Linked DNA regions of Homo sapiens: region 1 is linked to region 2. A link is an interaction called in ENCODE POLR2A ChIA-PET data of the cell type or tissue named here. Cell type or tissue: Panc1. All regions are shown on one strand.

Evidence for each region. Peaks named below come from ENCODE experiments on the same cell type or tissue, not always from the same donor. Only the 100,000 strongest peaks of a DNase experiment are listed, where the experiment ranks them.
Region 1: POLR2A ChIA-PET joins it to region 2 with 8 read pairs; 2 of 35 experiments call an interaction of 5 or more read pairs at or near these places.

The regions. Positions count from the first base shown.
Region 1 is chr11:78,351,458-78,359,457 of GRCh38, reverse strand. All of the region lies in intron 1 of GAB2 (GRB2 associated binding protein 2), which reads left to right. Among named protein-coding and RNA genes, the nearest start is that of GAB2, 62 kb to the left of the region's middle. RefSeq lists an enhancer at 4,155-4,304. In Panc1, no CTCF peak of the experiment used is centred here; no DNase peak of the experiment used is centred here; H3K27ac peaks cover 1,248 bases.
Region 2 is chr11:78,004,282-78,012,281 of GRCh38, reverse strand. No RefSeq gene overlaps it. Among named protein-coding and RNA genes, the nearest start is that of INTS4, 14 kb to the right of the region's middle. In Panc1, no CTCF peak of the experiment used is centred here; no DNase peak of the experiment used is centred here.

The sequences.
Region 1 (8,000 bases), 350 kb before region 2:
TTGAAAGTTATTTTTTCTTAGCACATTGAAAAATTATTCTGTGATCTTCTAGATTTCACTGTTGCTGTTCAGGAGTTAGCTGATAGTCTAATTGCCATTCTTCTGCAGGTGATCTCTTGTTTCTCTTTTAATGTCTTCTTTTTTGTCTTTGGTATTCAATTTCATTACCATATGTGGTTTCTATTTATCCTGCTTGACATTTGTTTAGCTTACTGGATATGCGGTTTGGTATTCTTTCAATGGTTCTGAAAACATACCAGCCAAAGGCAGGCATAGAATAATACTCCATCCTCTCTTATTTAATTATTGAACTTCAGTTACAAGATTAGATATATGTTAGACCCTCTTACTCTATCATCCACGTCTCTTAAACTCTGATTTTTTCATATCTTTAGTTCTTGGTCACATTCTATGGAATTTCTTTGGATTGCTCTTCCAGTTGACTAACTCTTTAGCTCTATTTAATCTGTTTAACTTGACCATGGACTTTTTCATTTCAATTGTAATTTTCATTTTTGGACATTCAGTTTGGTTTGTTTTCAAAAGTATTTAGTTCTTTTTTATACTCTCGTTTGCTAATTTTTTCAAGCTTCTCTTCTAAATCTTAAAAATTTTATATTCTGTCTCTAATTCCAACATGTGAAGTCTTTGAAGATACGATTCTGTCATCAGTTTTTCCTGGCTGTCATTCATTATGGTATTATGGCTTATTTCCATATATGTTTTTGTTTTACTTTTAACAGCAAGTGTTCCTTAGGACTTTACCTGTGGAAGCTATTTGAGGCCTAGGTTAAACATTTATTCTACCAGAATGGATTAGAGGCTGCTGCCTCCAGTAGCCTCAGGACATTATTAATCCTGGACTACTTTTAGATCTTCACTTGAAGTATCATGAATTTGATCACAAACTTGCATTAGAGCCAGATTTTGATTACAGACTTTTAGGAAAGACATTACTTCTTTTTTTTTTTTTTGGTCACTTTATTATTATTATTATTATTATTATTATTATTATTATATTTTAAGTTCTAGGGTACATGTGCACAACATGCAGGTTTGTTACATATGTGTACATGTGTCATGTTGGTGTGCTGCACCCATTAACTTGTCGTTTACATTAGGTATATCTCCTAATGCTATCCCTCTCCCCTCCCCCCACCCCACAACAGGCCCCGGTGTGTGATGTTCCCCTTCCTGTGTCCAAGTGTTCTCATTGTTCAATTCCCACCTATGAGTGAGAACATGCGGTGTTTGGTTTTTTGTCCCTGCAATAGTTGACTGAGAATGATGGTTTCCAGCTTCATCCATGTCCCTACAAAGGACATGAACTCATCCTTTTTTATGGCTGCATAGTATTCCATGGTGTATATGTGCCACATTTTCTTAATCCAGTCTATCATTGATGGACATTTGGGTTGGTTCCAAGTCTTTGCTATTGTGAATAGTGCCGCAATAAACATACATGTACATGTGTCTTTATAGCAGCAAGATTTATAATCCTTTGGGTATATACCCAGTAATGGGATGGCTGGATCAAATGGTATTTCTAGTTCTAGATCCTTGAGGAATTGCCACAGTGTCTTCCACAATGGTTGAACCAGTTTACAGCCCCACCAACAGTGTAAAAGTGTTCCTATTTCTCCACATCCTCTCCAGCACCTGTTGTTTCCTGACTTTTTAATGATCACCATTCTAACTGGTGTGAGATGGTATCTCATTGTGGTTTTGATTTGCATTTGTCTGGCCAGTGATGATGAGCATTTTTTCATGTGTCTGTTGGCTGCATAAATGTCTTTTGAGAAGTGTCTGTTGGCTGCATAAATATCTTCTTTTGAGAAGTGTCTGTTCATATCCTTCGCCCAGTTTTTGATGGGGTTGTTTGTTTTTTTCTTGTAAATTTGTTTGAGTTCTTTGTAGATTCTGGATATTAGCCCTTTGTCAGATGAGTAGATTGCAAAAATTTTCTCCCATTCTGTAGGTTGCCTGTTCATTCTGATGGTAGTGTCTTTTGCTGTACAGAAGCTCTTTAGTTTAGTTAGATCCCATTTGTCAATTTTGGCTTTTGTTGCCATTGCTTTTGGAACCAAAAGACATTACTTCTTTTCTAGTGGTCAAGACAGGTCAGTTTTTTTATGGTTCCTTTCAGTGCTGTAGATGTATTGCCCACACTTGAAACAGTCATCACAATTGTCACTAGTGTTTGTTACATAAATAACCTCAGGGCAAAAAATGGTTTTAGTGCTCTCTTTCTTTCCAGAATTTCTGCTTTCACTTATTTTTTTTATTGTGGTGAATGAAACATATATAACATCAAAATTATTTTTAAGTGAACAATTCAGTGGCATTAAATACATTCACATTGTTGCATGACCATCACCACCATCCATCTCCAGAACTTCTCATCTTACAAAACTGGAACTGTGTACCCATTAAACAGAAACTCCCTATTACCCCCTACTCACCAACCCCTAATCCCTGGCAACCATTGTTCTACTTTTTGTCCTTATGAATTTGATTCTAGGTATGTTATATAAATGGGATCATACAGTATTTGTCCTTTTGTGACCAGCTTATTTCACTTAGCGTAAGTCTTCAAAATTCATCCATATTGTAACATTTCAGAATGCCATTCCTTTTAAGGCTGAAATCATATTCCATTGTATCTATAAACCACATTTTTTAATCCACTCTTTGTCAGTGAATATTCAGGTTGCTTCCACCTGCTTTCATTTAACTTTTGTTCTCTACAGATTCCTTACTTCTTGACAGCATGACTCATTTTCAAAATTACTATTTAAGAATATTTTATTTAGCTTTTAAGTTGTTTTCTTTGGGAGTGTCATTCATGGTATCTAGGCTAACTTAATTGCTCAAAACCAAAGTCTTATACCTACTATAGGTGGACCAGAAGACAACCAGAAAGAACATAATTTGACTTTCTTTTGGGATGCTAAAAAGGGAAGATTCTGAGATATGAAACAATTAATATGTAGTTTTGCATGTTTTGATTCTTGAGGTCTGCTATAGGTAATATTTTTTTCCTTGCATGTGAGAAAACCTTAAGAATACTATAAGAAAACATAAACATTTCTGTCTTGCAGGATTTGGCATTGTTACCATGTTGTTAGTACTAACCTCTCACCCTCAAGTGCCCCAATATCCAGTAGTAGCATTTGAAACTTGTACAGAGATAACAAAATCATAAACTGCTTGAGCTGAAGGGGTCTAATTTCTAAACATCACCCCTTCCACCACTGTGTCTTTTTTTTTTTTTTCTTTTTTTTTGAGATGGAGTCTTGCTCTTTCACCCAGGCTAGAGTGCAGTGACATGATCTTGGCTTACTGCAACCACCACTTCCCAGGTTCCAGTGATTCTCCTGCTTCAGCCTCCTGAGTAGCTGGGATTACAGGCACACACCACCACACCCAGCTAATTTTTGTATTTTTATTAGAGACGGGCTTTCACCATGTTGGCCAGTCTGGTCTTGAACTCCTGACCTCAAGTGATCCACCTGCCTCGGCCTTCCAAAGGGCTGGGATTACAGGCATGAGCCACGAGCCACCACACCCAGCCACTGTGTCTTAAAGATGAGTTGGCTAAGGTTAAGTGACTGACCCAGCCAGGGTCCTATAAGGAGTTTGTGACATCAAGAACCTCAGTTGCCTCATTTTAATCTCAGTATACTTGGTACTTCTGTGTACTTTCTCTCTCTGAGAAGACCTGTGATCATTTAATGAGTTCTGAGCTTGGTCTTTTTTTTTTTTTTTTTTTTTTTTAAGTGAGACAGGGTCTCTCTCTGTTTCCCAGGCTGAAGAGCGGTGGCGCAATCATAGCTCACTATAGCCTCGGACTCCTGGGCTCAAGTGATGTTACTGTCTCAGCCTCTTAAAGCACTGGGATTACAGGCATGCGCCATCATGCCCCGCCTGAGCTTGGTCTCTTGAAATGTTGCTGTGGATGTTGATAAAGATGACCTGACACTGATACATGGGTCAGAGTAGAGGCAAGAATTCTCATCTGGTTAACTGGTGAAGATCAAATAGAGTTGGCCTTCCAAATACTATTTCACTCCTGTCTCTCCTGTTCATGGAATCTTTTTTGATAACAGAAGGTTACAGTTGGGTGGGAGAGCTCTTGTGATCATTCGTGCCAATCTCAAATTGCCCACAGGGACGTTTTGGGATCCCCTGCCCAGAAACTTTGCTGTTGTTTATAGATGAGGAAACTGAAACCTAAAAGATGTAAATATGGTTTCCCTCAAGTCACATAAAGTGCTTTTAGCAAAGCCAGAACTGGACCCACATCTCCTAATCCCTATTCCCGTGGAGGATCTCTATTACACTAATGCATTAACTTCACTCCTGATCTTTAAGTAAGCTCCACGTCTGTGGTCTCTGTTTTAAGATTGTGAAATGTCATAAAGGTGGTTTGCCTTTGAAAATAAGCCAGAACCTAGAGAGTTAATAGAAATTGAACAGTGAAAGTGGAGTCCTTTTCTTCTCTCCTCAACTGGGGAGCCGCCAGGCTGTTTCACTTGCACCGCATGTGTTCCATTATGGTATAATGATGTAATTACCAGTAATGCTGCTGCTGCTTGAGTAGTGGTGAAGAGGCAGCATTAAGGAAAAGACTAGCCCCAGTTCTCTCCTAAGAGCCATTTCAGCCCACTTCAGTCTATTAGATTGAAGATGCTGGAAGGCGAATGGCTTCAGCACAGGAAAAGGTCAGATTTAAAAGCTTTTCTGGGTTTGGTATTTATTGTTGCTTTTTTGACCTTCAGAAAAGTCCCCTGTGTGTTTGTCCTTGATTCTTGCCTTTCCCATTAATGCTTGAAAGCTGTATTGCTGTCCAGACCAGGTCTTTGGCATAGATGATTTCCTTTGTGGTGTTAGAGAAAGCCTAGCCCCCACTCCAGATGACCAGTCCTGTTGTCGTTCATGCCACCATTGCAGTGTCAAAAGCCTTTTTAACTCTTGAACATTTTAGTTTTCAGCAATTCTGTATGTATATATATATAATATATATGTCATATATGATACAATACATATGATATGATACAGTACAGTACATATGGTCTGTACTAGTATCACATATTCTTTCACAAACTTGCCTAGATCTAAACAATTTATGAATTAATACTTTAAAATACAGAGAAGTAAGCAATAAGACTTGAGTGCCTTGAGCAAACCTTTCTGTGAATCTCTTTCAAAACGTACAGCCTGCCACCTGATGATTATGAGGAGGTAATCATGGTCTCTGGAACACAGTAGACACTTCCAAAAGTGTTCCTTTATTAGAGGGTAGCCATCATTCTTTCAATAATAAGCACCTGCTGGGCCCAAGGTACAGGTTATAGGAAGACAGCAAGTTTTCCTTATTTCAGTAGTTCTCAAAGTGCCATCCCTGGACCAACAGCACCAACATCACGTAAGATCCCCTGAGAAATGCAAATTCTCAGGCCCCCAAGCCAGAGCTACTGAATCACAAATTCTAGGCTGGGAGCCTTCAGTCTGTGTTTTACCAAGCTTTCCGGTGATTCTGATGCATACTGAAGTTTGAGAACCACTTCTTTATTTTGTAGTTCAGTACCAGGAGTTATCTGATAATATAAAATACCTTATGTTTATCTAGAGCTGCACTGTCCAATACAGTAGTCATTAGCCATAGGCAGTTATTTAAATTTTAATAAAACCAAGTTATCTAGAGCTGCACTGTCCAATACAGTAGTCATTAGCCATAGGCAGTTATTTAAATTTTAATAAATTAAAACCAAGTAAAATTAAAAATTCAGTTTCTGAGTTGTACTAGCCACAAGTGCTCAGTAGACATATGTTGCTAGTGGAAACCATACTGGACAGCACAGATGTAAACATTTCTATTATCACAGGAAGTTCTATTGAATAATGCTGGGCTCAAAGCAGTGGTCCTCAGATTTTATCATGAATCGTATCATTAGTCTGTAAAATATACATTGTTGGGCCCCATCCCCAGTTTCTCCCAGTGTTTCTTTTTATTTGAGACAAAGTCTCACTCTTTTACCCAGGCTGGAGTGCAATGGCACAATCTTGGCTCACTGCAACCTCCGCTTTCTGGGTTCAAGTGATTCTCCTGCCTCAGCCTCCCGAGTAGCTGGGATTACAGGTACACACCACCATGCCCAGCTAATTTTTGTGTTTTTAGTACAGACGAGGTTTCACCATGTTGGCCAGGCTGGTCTGCAACTCCTGATCTCAAGTGATCCGCCCACCTCAGCCTCCCAAAGTGCTGGGATTACAGGTGCATGCCACCACTCCTGGCTCCCATTCCCAGAGATTGTGATTCAGTAGATCTGGGGTAGGGCTGGAGAAGATACACGTGTAACAAGCTCCTAGATGATGCTCATGCTGCTGGTATGGGGACCACTTTTTGAGGACTACTGGTCTTGCATAAGGATTCTTGATCTGAAGTCTGTGAACCTTAAAAAATTATAGGCAAAATACTCTATGTACCCATATAATAGAGGTTGCAGGATATAGGACTCACAGTTTTAATCTGATTATCAAGTGGGTCAGCAGGTCAGGAGAACTTTTAGCTGCAGTTAACAGAGAATCTGACTAATAGTGACTTAAATCACAAGGACTTTGATATTCATTTAGCAAAGTAAGAGGCTGGAAGTTTCAGCATTCTTTCAGTGGCTCAAGCATGTCACCAGGAAAATCAGGCACTTTCCCTCAGAAAACCCCTTATGTTTTTTTTGGCTAGCAATAGGTCACATGCCCACCTCTAGATCATTCCCATCAATGAGGAATGGGATTTGTATAATTGCTTTTGATTCAGCCCCTGGGGCAAAGGGAGGGGATTTACCTTCCCTGATAACATCAGATCTCCACCAGTCCTCTGAACAAAATATGAATTCTGTAACAAGGGTGAAGGGAGAAATGGCTATTTGGTCTCTCAGTGAGTGACCCAAAAAGTGTTAGGAGTGTCTGGTCTGCATCCTTTCAGCTTATCACATGCTTTCAACTTGCTAGGCAAGCAGGGCACAGACACGCCGAGCTGTGAAGCCCTGCTGAGCTCTGTCCTCTAGTGCCTTATGACGGGTTCTGTGAAGTCATCCTGCATGTAACGGGGATGACGTGGTATGAGATTTAAGAGCCTGATCCAGGCTTCTGGGAGTCGGCATCAAGTCAGCCTTAAAGCTAGTCCCCGTCTGACTTTGGCCCCCAGTTGTTTTGTGTGGTTGTGTGTTTTTGTTTGTTTGTTTGAGACGGAGTCTCAGTCCTGTTGCCCAGGCTGGAGTGCAATGGCGCCATCTCGGCTTACTGCAGCCTCCGCCTCCCGGATTCAAGTGATTCTCCTGCCTCAGCCTCCCAAGTATCTGGGATTAAAGGTGCCCACCACCACACTTGGCTAATTTTTTGTATTTTTAGTAGAGGCGGGGTTTCACCGTGCTGCCCAGCTGGTCTTGAACTCCTGACCTCAAGTGATCCTTCCACTTCGGCCTCCCAAAGTGCTGGTATTACAGGTGTGAGCCACTGCGCTCGACCTGGCCCCCCAATTCTTTTTAGAATTGGCTCTTGCTTGGTTCCTTTTGGTCAAGTCCCTGTCAAAGTACAAGTTTTTGTACTTTGATTCTTTAAAGACTCCCATTATTCTTTTCTCTCACCAGTCTCCTTGGAATTAGAGTCCTGGTCCTGGATTTGGGGACCAAACACTTGGAATTCTGCTGCCAGACTTCCAGTTCCCTATCTACTTACCTAGCTCCCTGCTTGTCTTCTCCCAGCAGTATGCTTTAGATGCTTGGCTTTCAGTAGGGAGATAGTGTCTAAAAATGTACAATGTGAGACTATTTCACGTAGAAATGGTAAATGAAGCACTGGGAGTTAATGAGATTATTGAAGGAGAAGATGTGAGAACGAAAGCTCATACCACCCCTCTACTGAATCAAATGAAGGGCATGGTCATTTGTGTGTTCATCTGTACTCTCCACAAGTACCATGAATCCCAGGCTGAGAATCAA
Region 2 (8,000 bases):
AAATTAACAAATCTAGGCTGGGCATGGTGGCTCACGCCTGTAATCCCAGCACTTTGGGAGGCCGAGGCTTGTGGATCACTTGAGGTCAGGAATTTGAGACCAGCCTGGCCATATAGTGAAACCCCATCTCTACTAAAAATACAAAAATTAGCCAGGCATGGTGGTGTGTGCCTGTAGTGCCCTCTACCTGGGAGGCTGAGGCAGGAGAATTGCTTGAACCTGGGAGGTGGAGGTTGCAGTGAGCCAAGATCGTGCCATTGCACTCCAGCCTGGGCAACAGAGAGAGGCTCTGTCTCAAAAAAAGAAAAAAAATTAACAAATCTAAAATATTACATGTAATGTATTATCTATTTTGACAATTGTTCCACAAATGTATTTTATGGTCTTTTTAAAAAGTCCAATCAAAGTTCATGCATTACACTTGGTTGTTAGGTTTTCTTCAGTTCAGAGATTCTCACCTTGGTCACATTTTGGAATCAATCAGTCAAGTAGCCTTAAGAAATATGGGCTCCATCCCTAGAGACCTTAATTTAACTGTTTTGGGTGTGGTCTGACCATTGGGTTTTAAAAATCTTCCTCAGGCATTTCTAAAATTCATCAAAATTTGAGAAAAACAGCTTTAGTCTCTTAGTCTACAACAGTCTCCCTTTTTTACTTTGATATTGATCCAAACTTACTTGATGCACTAAGTCCATATCTACTTGGCCTAAGAACTTTGACTTCCCTCTCCATCAAAGTCTTTTTCAGCTGCTTCTGGGAGTCCTTGGGATTGGTGGTGGTGTACTTGTAGTGTGAATCATTCTTTGTTCCAGCCTTTTTTTTTTTTTAAATCATTACCTTGCTCCAGGCTAATCAGTACCACTTGGCCCATTGTTCAAATTGCTGCATTTCCCGGATCATGATTTTCCTAGGGTCTATGTAGAACTACCATCAATGGACGTTACTGGTGGGATTTTTTTTCCTCTTTATTACTTTGGTCTGAGCATGGACACACCATGCTAATGCCAGGGATAATATGCATCAACATTTAACTAAAGGCTTGAGGATTATATATAGAAAAGTTCCCAACTTGCTATTCTATGTGATTGTTCTGAGCACAAGACCTTTGGTATGTCCTAAGAGGGTCCCATATCGAGCAAGTGGTGTTACAACTACTTCCAGGCTTACCAAAAAACTGCCTCCTTCACCAACTCCAGGGTTGCCTCCACATCTGGCGACACGAATGCTTCCCAGAGTAGCTGTAGGCTGCTTCACTGCTCAATGATAGAACCGCATAGCCCTCTGCGACTTTGACTTTGGGCTTGGTGATGTGACTTGTTTGCCAATGGGACATCAACAAATATGACACAAGCCAAGGCTTCATAAGCATTTGTGCATGGGCCTTGCTCTCTTGGAATGCTTCCACTGCCATAAAAGAAAACCAGGCAATTCCACTGGAGAGGTTATGAGAGGGGGAATAGAGGAGGCTATCAAGCCCCAAATGAACTACCAGATGACCCAGCCGAGTGAGTGACCCCAGGATTGCTCAGTGGAGACCTGCCCGAATTGCAGAATCATGAGTAAATAATGATGTTTTAAACCTCTCTGTTCTATTGATGATTGTAGTTTGAAATAGAAAAATGAAAAATAAATAAATAAAACCCCTCTATGTTTTGGAGTGGTTTGTCATTCACTAATAGAAAATAGATACACTTCATTTTAAGGGACTTCCCCAGAAGTCCCAACCAATGACATCTGTTTACATTTTGTTGGCTAGAATTGTGACATATGGCCACACCTCTACACAGTATACAAGAGAGACTGGAAAATGTAATTGCTTTTGTGTTTGTTTGTGTGTGTGTGTGCTGGGCATAATACCATCTCCACACAATTGTGTTCTTTAAGAGAGAGGGAGAAAGTGAATATTAGAGATGTAACCGGCAAGCTCTGCTATACCTATACAGAGGTTCAAATCAGCTCTTTTGCTGTTTTCAGTAACTTACTTTTTTTTTTTTTTTGAGACAGGATCTTACTCTGTCACCCAGGCTGAAGTGCAGTGGCATGATCTTGGTTCACTGCAACCTCTGCCTCCTGGACTCAGGTGATCCTCCCACCTCAGCCTCCCAAGTGGCTGGGACTACAGGTGTGTGCCACTACGCCTAGCTAATTTTTCTATTTTTAGTAGAAATGGGGTTTCGCCATGTTGCCTAGGCTGGTCTTGAACTCCTGGGCTCAAGTGATCTGCCGCATCAGCCTCCCAAAGGGCTGGGATTATAGGCATGAGCCACTGTGCGCAGCCAAGAGACAGACATTTGAAGAAAGCTTATAATGTTAAAATTAGGAACAAACAAATGGCCAGGCACGGTGGCATGTGCCTGTGGTCCCAGCTACTGGGGAGCCTGAGCCACGAGGATTGCTTGAGCCCAGGAGGTGGAGGCTGCAGTGAGCTGAGATCACACCACTGCACTCCAGCTTGGGTGACAGAGTGAGATCCTGTCTCAAAAATAAATAAATAAATAAATAAATAAATAGATTAATTAATTAAATTAAATAATAGGAAGAAACAAAAATAACAGAATGTTTCTTGGAGGAAAGAGGATATGGAGAGCAGAACTTCAAAGCAATTGTGATAAATATCCCTAGAGATGTCCCTTTTTGGGCAAAATGGAGTAACAGACACTGGATTTACCCTTCTACCTGAAACAACGAAAAACTGGACAAAATATGTGAAACAACAGATCTCAACACATTGTACATTAGGCAACTAAGGACAAGGAACTCAGAGACAGGGAGCAAATGAGATAGGTCCTATGATTACTCCAGCTTGCTGACTGGAGAAGATATTCAAGGCCTGGTGCAGGGAGGGGAACCCAGGCAGAGACTGGGAGTTACCTTGAATTGAAGAGAAAGATCTGGGAATCCCAGGAAGCCAAACAACAAGAGTTTCAAGGCAGAGTATCAGAGAAGAGAGGACTCCACAGAGAGAAGACTCTGGAGATCTGCATGAGGTCCCTCTTGAGTATTCAGTGCCGTACTCATCAGTGCACATATGCGAGGAAACCACCCAAAGCTGGGTAGAGAAAAGATTAGTAGGAACAGTGTCCAGAGATCAGGACCAGGAAAAGTGCATATTCCCAACAGCCAGAGAGAAAGACCTTATAATTCACAGGGACTCAGAGTAAAAAGGTCTTGCATTAGCAGTGGAGAAAATTTACCCTAAATTAAATACTGTTCTGGTTCTACTTAAAGCTTAAAAGCAAGCAGGGCCGGGCGCGGTGGCTCACACCTGTAATCCCAGCACGTTGGGAGGCTGAGGTGGGCGGATCATTTGAGGTCAGGAGTTTGAGACCAGCCTGGCCTACATAGTGAAACCCTATCTCTAATAAAAATACAAAAAATTAGCCAGGAGTGGTGGCCCATGCCTGTAACCTCTGTTACCTGGCAGGCTGAGGCAGGAGAGTCATTTGAACCCAGGCGGCAGAGGTTGCAGTGAGCTGAAATCACACCACTGCACTCCAGCCTGGGCGACAGAGTGAGACTCTGTCTCAAAAAAAAAAAAAAAAAAGAAAAAGAAAAAAAAAAAGAAGCAAGCAGTGAAAGAATCAAACTTTTCAAGTTACTTAACCATGCCTATAAAAAAAGCTGAGGAGTTTGTCTAGGACTATAATGCTTGCAAAAAAAGTGGAAAAATACAGCCCACAGGAGGAAAATAATTAATCGGTAGAAACTGATCCAGAAATTATGATGATAGATGATAAACAAAACCAGAGATGGTAGAAATAGTAGGCAAAGACTTAAAACAGTGGTTGTAACCCTATTGTATGTGTTAAAGAAGCTAGTGGAAAGATTGAATATATGGAACAGAGACATGGAGATATTTTAAAAAGACCTGGCTGGGCACGGTGGCTCATGCGTGTAATCCCAGTGCTTTGGGAGGCCTAGGTGGGCAGATCACTTGAGCTCACTTGAGCTCAAATTCACTATTATTATGTTGCCTGGGCAACATAATAAGACCTTGTCTCAACAAAAAATTTTAAATTAGCCAGGCATGGTTGTACCGGCCTGTAGTCCCAGCTACTCGGGGGACTGAGATGAGAGGATGACTTGAGCGCAGGTTGAGGCTGCAGTGAGCTGTGATCACACCACTGTACTCCAGCCTATGCAACAAAGTGAGACACTGTCTCAAAAAAAAAAAAAAGAAAAAAGGCCAGGTGTGGTGGCTCATGCCTGTAATCCCAGCACTTTGGGAGGCCAAGGCGGGTGGATCACTTGAGGCCAGGAGTTTGAGACCAGCCCAGGCAACATGGCAAAGAAACCTGTCTCTACAAAAAATACAAAAAAAATTAGCTGGATGTGGTGTCAGGCACCTGTAATACCAGCTACTCAGGAAGCTAAGGCAGGAGAATCACTTGGGAGGCAGAGGATGCTGTGAGACGAGATTGTGCCACTGCACTCCACCCTGGGCAACAAAGCGAGACTCAGTCTCAAAAATAAATAAATAAATAAATAAATAAATAAATAAAATGGAATAAAAAGTACTTGTGGCAGCACCTGGGACTTAGAAAAAGCTCAATCAACATTGGATATTAGTCCAGGCATATCTCACAGATACTGTGAGTTCAGTTTTAGACCATCACGATAAAGCGAATATCACAATAAAGTAAGGCACATGAATTTTTTGGTTTCCTATTGCGTACAAAAGTTATGTTTGCACTATACTATACTCACTGAAGCTGAAGTGTAGTGGCTTGGGGTTCATGGCTCACTGCAGCCTTGACCTCCTGGGCTCAGGTGATTCTCCCACCTCAGTGCCCCCAGTAGCTGGCACTACAGATGCAAGCCACCATGACCAGCTAGTTTTCTGATCTTCGGAGAGACGAGGTCTCATTATGATGCCCAGGCTGGTCTTGAGCTCCTGGGTTCAAGCAACCTTCCTGCCTTGGCCTCCCAAAGTGTTGGGATTACAGGCCACTGGACCCAGCCTATACTATAATCTATTAAGTACACAGTGGCATTATGTCTAAAAAACAATGCATATACCTTAATTTAAGAATACTTTATTGTTAAAAATGCCAACCATCATCTGAACCTTCACTGAATCATAATCTTCTTGCTGGTGGAGGCTCTTCCTCCATGTTGATGGCTGCTGACTGATCAGGATGGTGGTTGCTGAAGGTTGGAGTGACTGTGGCAATTTTATAAAATAAAACAACAGAGAAGTTTGCCACATCAATTGATTCTTCCTTTCTTTCTTTCATTTTTACATATTTTTTGAGACAGGGTCTTGCCCTGTTGCTCAGGCTGGAGTGCAGTGGCGCAATCATGGCTCACTGCAGCCTCGACCTCCTGGGCTCAAGCAATCCTCCCATTTCAACCTCCTGAGTAGCTGGGACCACAGGTGTGTGCCACCACACCCAACTAATTTTTAAAATTTTGTAGAGATGGGGTCTTGCCTTGTTTCCCAGGCTGGTCTCCAACTCCTGGGCTCAAGCAGGCCTCCCACCTTGGCCTCCCAAAATGTTGGGATGATAGGCATGAGCCACCGCGTCCAGCCAATCATTTCCAACTTTTGATTTAAAGTAGGAGATGTGGGACTCTTCCTTTGTTTATTTTTATTTTTTTGGAGATGGGGATCTGCTGTGTTGCCCAGGCTGTAGTGCAATGGCACAATCTCAGCTCACTGTAGCCTCAACTTCTTGGGCTCACATGACCCACCCACCTCAACCTCCCAAGTAGCTGGGACCACAGGCATGTGCCACCACGCCCAGCTAATTTTATTTTTTGTCTCACTATGTTGCCCAGGCTGGTCCAAACTCCTGAGCTCAAGCAATCCTCCAGTCTTAGCCTCCCAAATTGCTGATATTACAGGCGCAAGCTACCATGCCTGGCCTGGGACTCTTCCTTTCACTTGAGCACTTAGAGGCCATTATGTAGGGCTATTAACTGTTCAATATTATTTTGTGTCAGGGAATTTCAATATTGTTGTATCTCAAGGAATAGGGAGGCCTGAAGAGAGGGAGGGAGACAGGGCATTGCCAGTCAGTGGGACAGTCAGAACACACACATTTATTTATTGTGTTTTCCGTCTTATATGGATGTTGTTTGTGGTGGCCCCAAATAATTAGAATAGGGACATCAAAAATCACTGATCACGGATCACCATAACAGATATAAAATAATGAAAAGGGTTGAAATATTGTGAAAACTACCAAAATGTGACACAGAGACTTCAAGCGAGCATATGCTACTGGAACAACGGCACCTGTAGACTTGCTCAAAACACAGTTGCCACAAACTTTCCATTTATAAAATAGGCAATATCTGTGAAGCACAATAAAGCAAATGCAATAAAATGAGGTATGTCCGTATTATTACTGTTCTATGGCGATGTCAACAAGGTGTGGCATAATTGAAGGAGCACTGGAATTCGACCAGAGACCCTACTTTGTTTTTTTGTGAGACGGAGTCTCGCTCTGTCACTCAGGCTGGAGTGCAGTGGCACGATCTCCGCTCACTGCAACTTCCACCTCTCAGATTCAAGCGATTCTCATGCCTCAGCCTCCCGAGTAGCTGGGATTACAGGCGCTTGTCACCATGCCCGGCTAATTTTTTTTTTTTTTTTTTTGTATTTTTAGTAGAGACGGGTTTCACCGTGTTCGCCAGGCTGGTCTCGAACTCCTGACCTCAAGTGATCCACCTGCCTCAGCCTCCCAAAGTGCCGGGATTACAGGTGTGAGCCACTGCGACTGTCCGAGACCTTACTTTGAATGGCAGCTCATCTATTACAGTGTTCTTAAGCAAGAAACTCTGGGGGAGTTCTTGAAAGGGGATCTGCTCCACAAGGTTGTGAGAGTGCAGTGGGTTGAATGGTGGTCCCCCAAATGCTATGTCCACCTCATAATCCCCAGAATCTATAGATGTTACCTTATTTGGAAAAAGAATTTTTGCAGACGTAATTAAGTTAAAGATTTGAAGATGAGGAGATTCTCCTGTATTATCTGGGTGGATCCTAAATCCAGAGACAATCTTTCCTTATAAATCCTTATAAGAGGCCAGGTACAGTGGCTCACACCTGTATCCCAACACTGTGGGAGGCTGAGGGGGAGGATCACTTGCATCCAGGAATTCGAGACCAGCCTAAGCAACATAGCGAGATCCCATCTCTATTAATAAATAAATAGCAAGGCATGGTGGCGCACAGCTGTAGTCCCAGCTACTTGGCAGGCTGAGGTGGGAGGATTGCATTAGCCTGGAAGTTCGAGGCTGCAGTGAGCCATGATCACACTGCACTCAGGCTGGGAGATAGAGTGAGACCCTGCCTCAAAAAATTAAAAAATTAAATAAATAAAAATGACCACAAGCTCAGGAATGCTGTGGCAGCAGCCAGAAGCTGGAAGAGGCAAGGTACAGATTCTCTCCTAGTGCCTCCAGAGAGAGGACAGTTCTGCCAATAAGTGAATTTTGGACTTCTAGCCTCCAGAACTGTGAGACAATAAATGTTTGCTGTTTTAAGCTACCAAGTTTGTGGTTGGCAGCCTCAGGAAACTAATACAGAGAGTAAAATCAAGTAACATATTTGAAAATATCCAGCACATTTTAGGGCTCTGATATTGCTGAGTCAAAATTTCAAGGCTAAAAGCAATGTAGGGCAAGGGCAAGGCCAAAGTCACGGTGTCTCTTACAGACCCTTCTGGGAAGTATCAGGGCTGTACATCCTTCACATCTTTAAACAGAGAGAGCAGCCACTATGCCCATCTTTTTGTAGAGCAAATGTTTAAACTGAAGCCACGTGAGATGGATGATAGCATACATAAAGTTCCCTTGTGCCGGGCATGGTGGCTCACGCTTGTAATCCCAGTACTTTGGGAGGCCGAGGCAGGTGGATCACGAGGTCAGGAGTTCGAGACCAGCCTGGGAAACACAGTGAAACCCCATCTCTACTAAAAATACAAAAATTAGCTGGGTGTGGTGGTGCGTGCCTGTAATCCCAGCTACTCAGGAGGCTGAGGCAGGAGAATTGC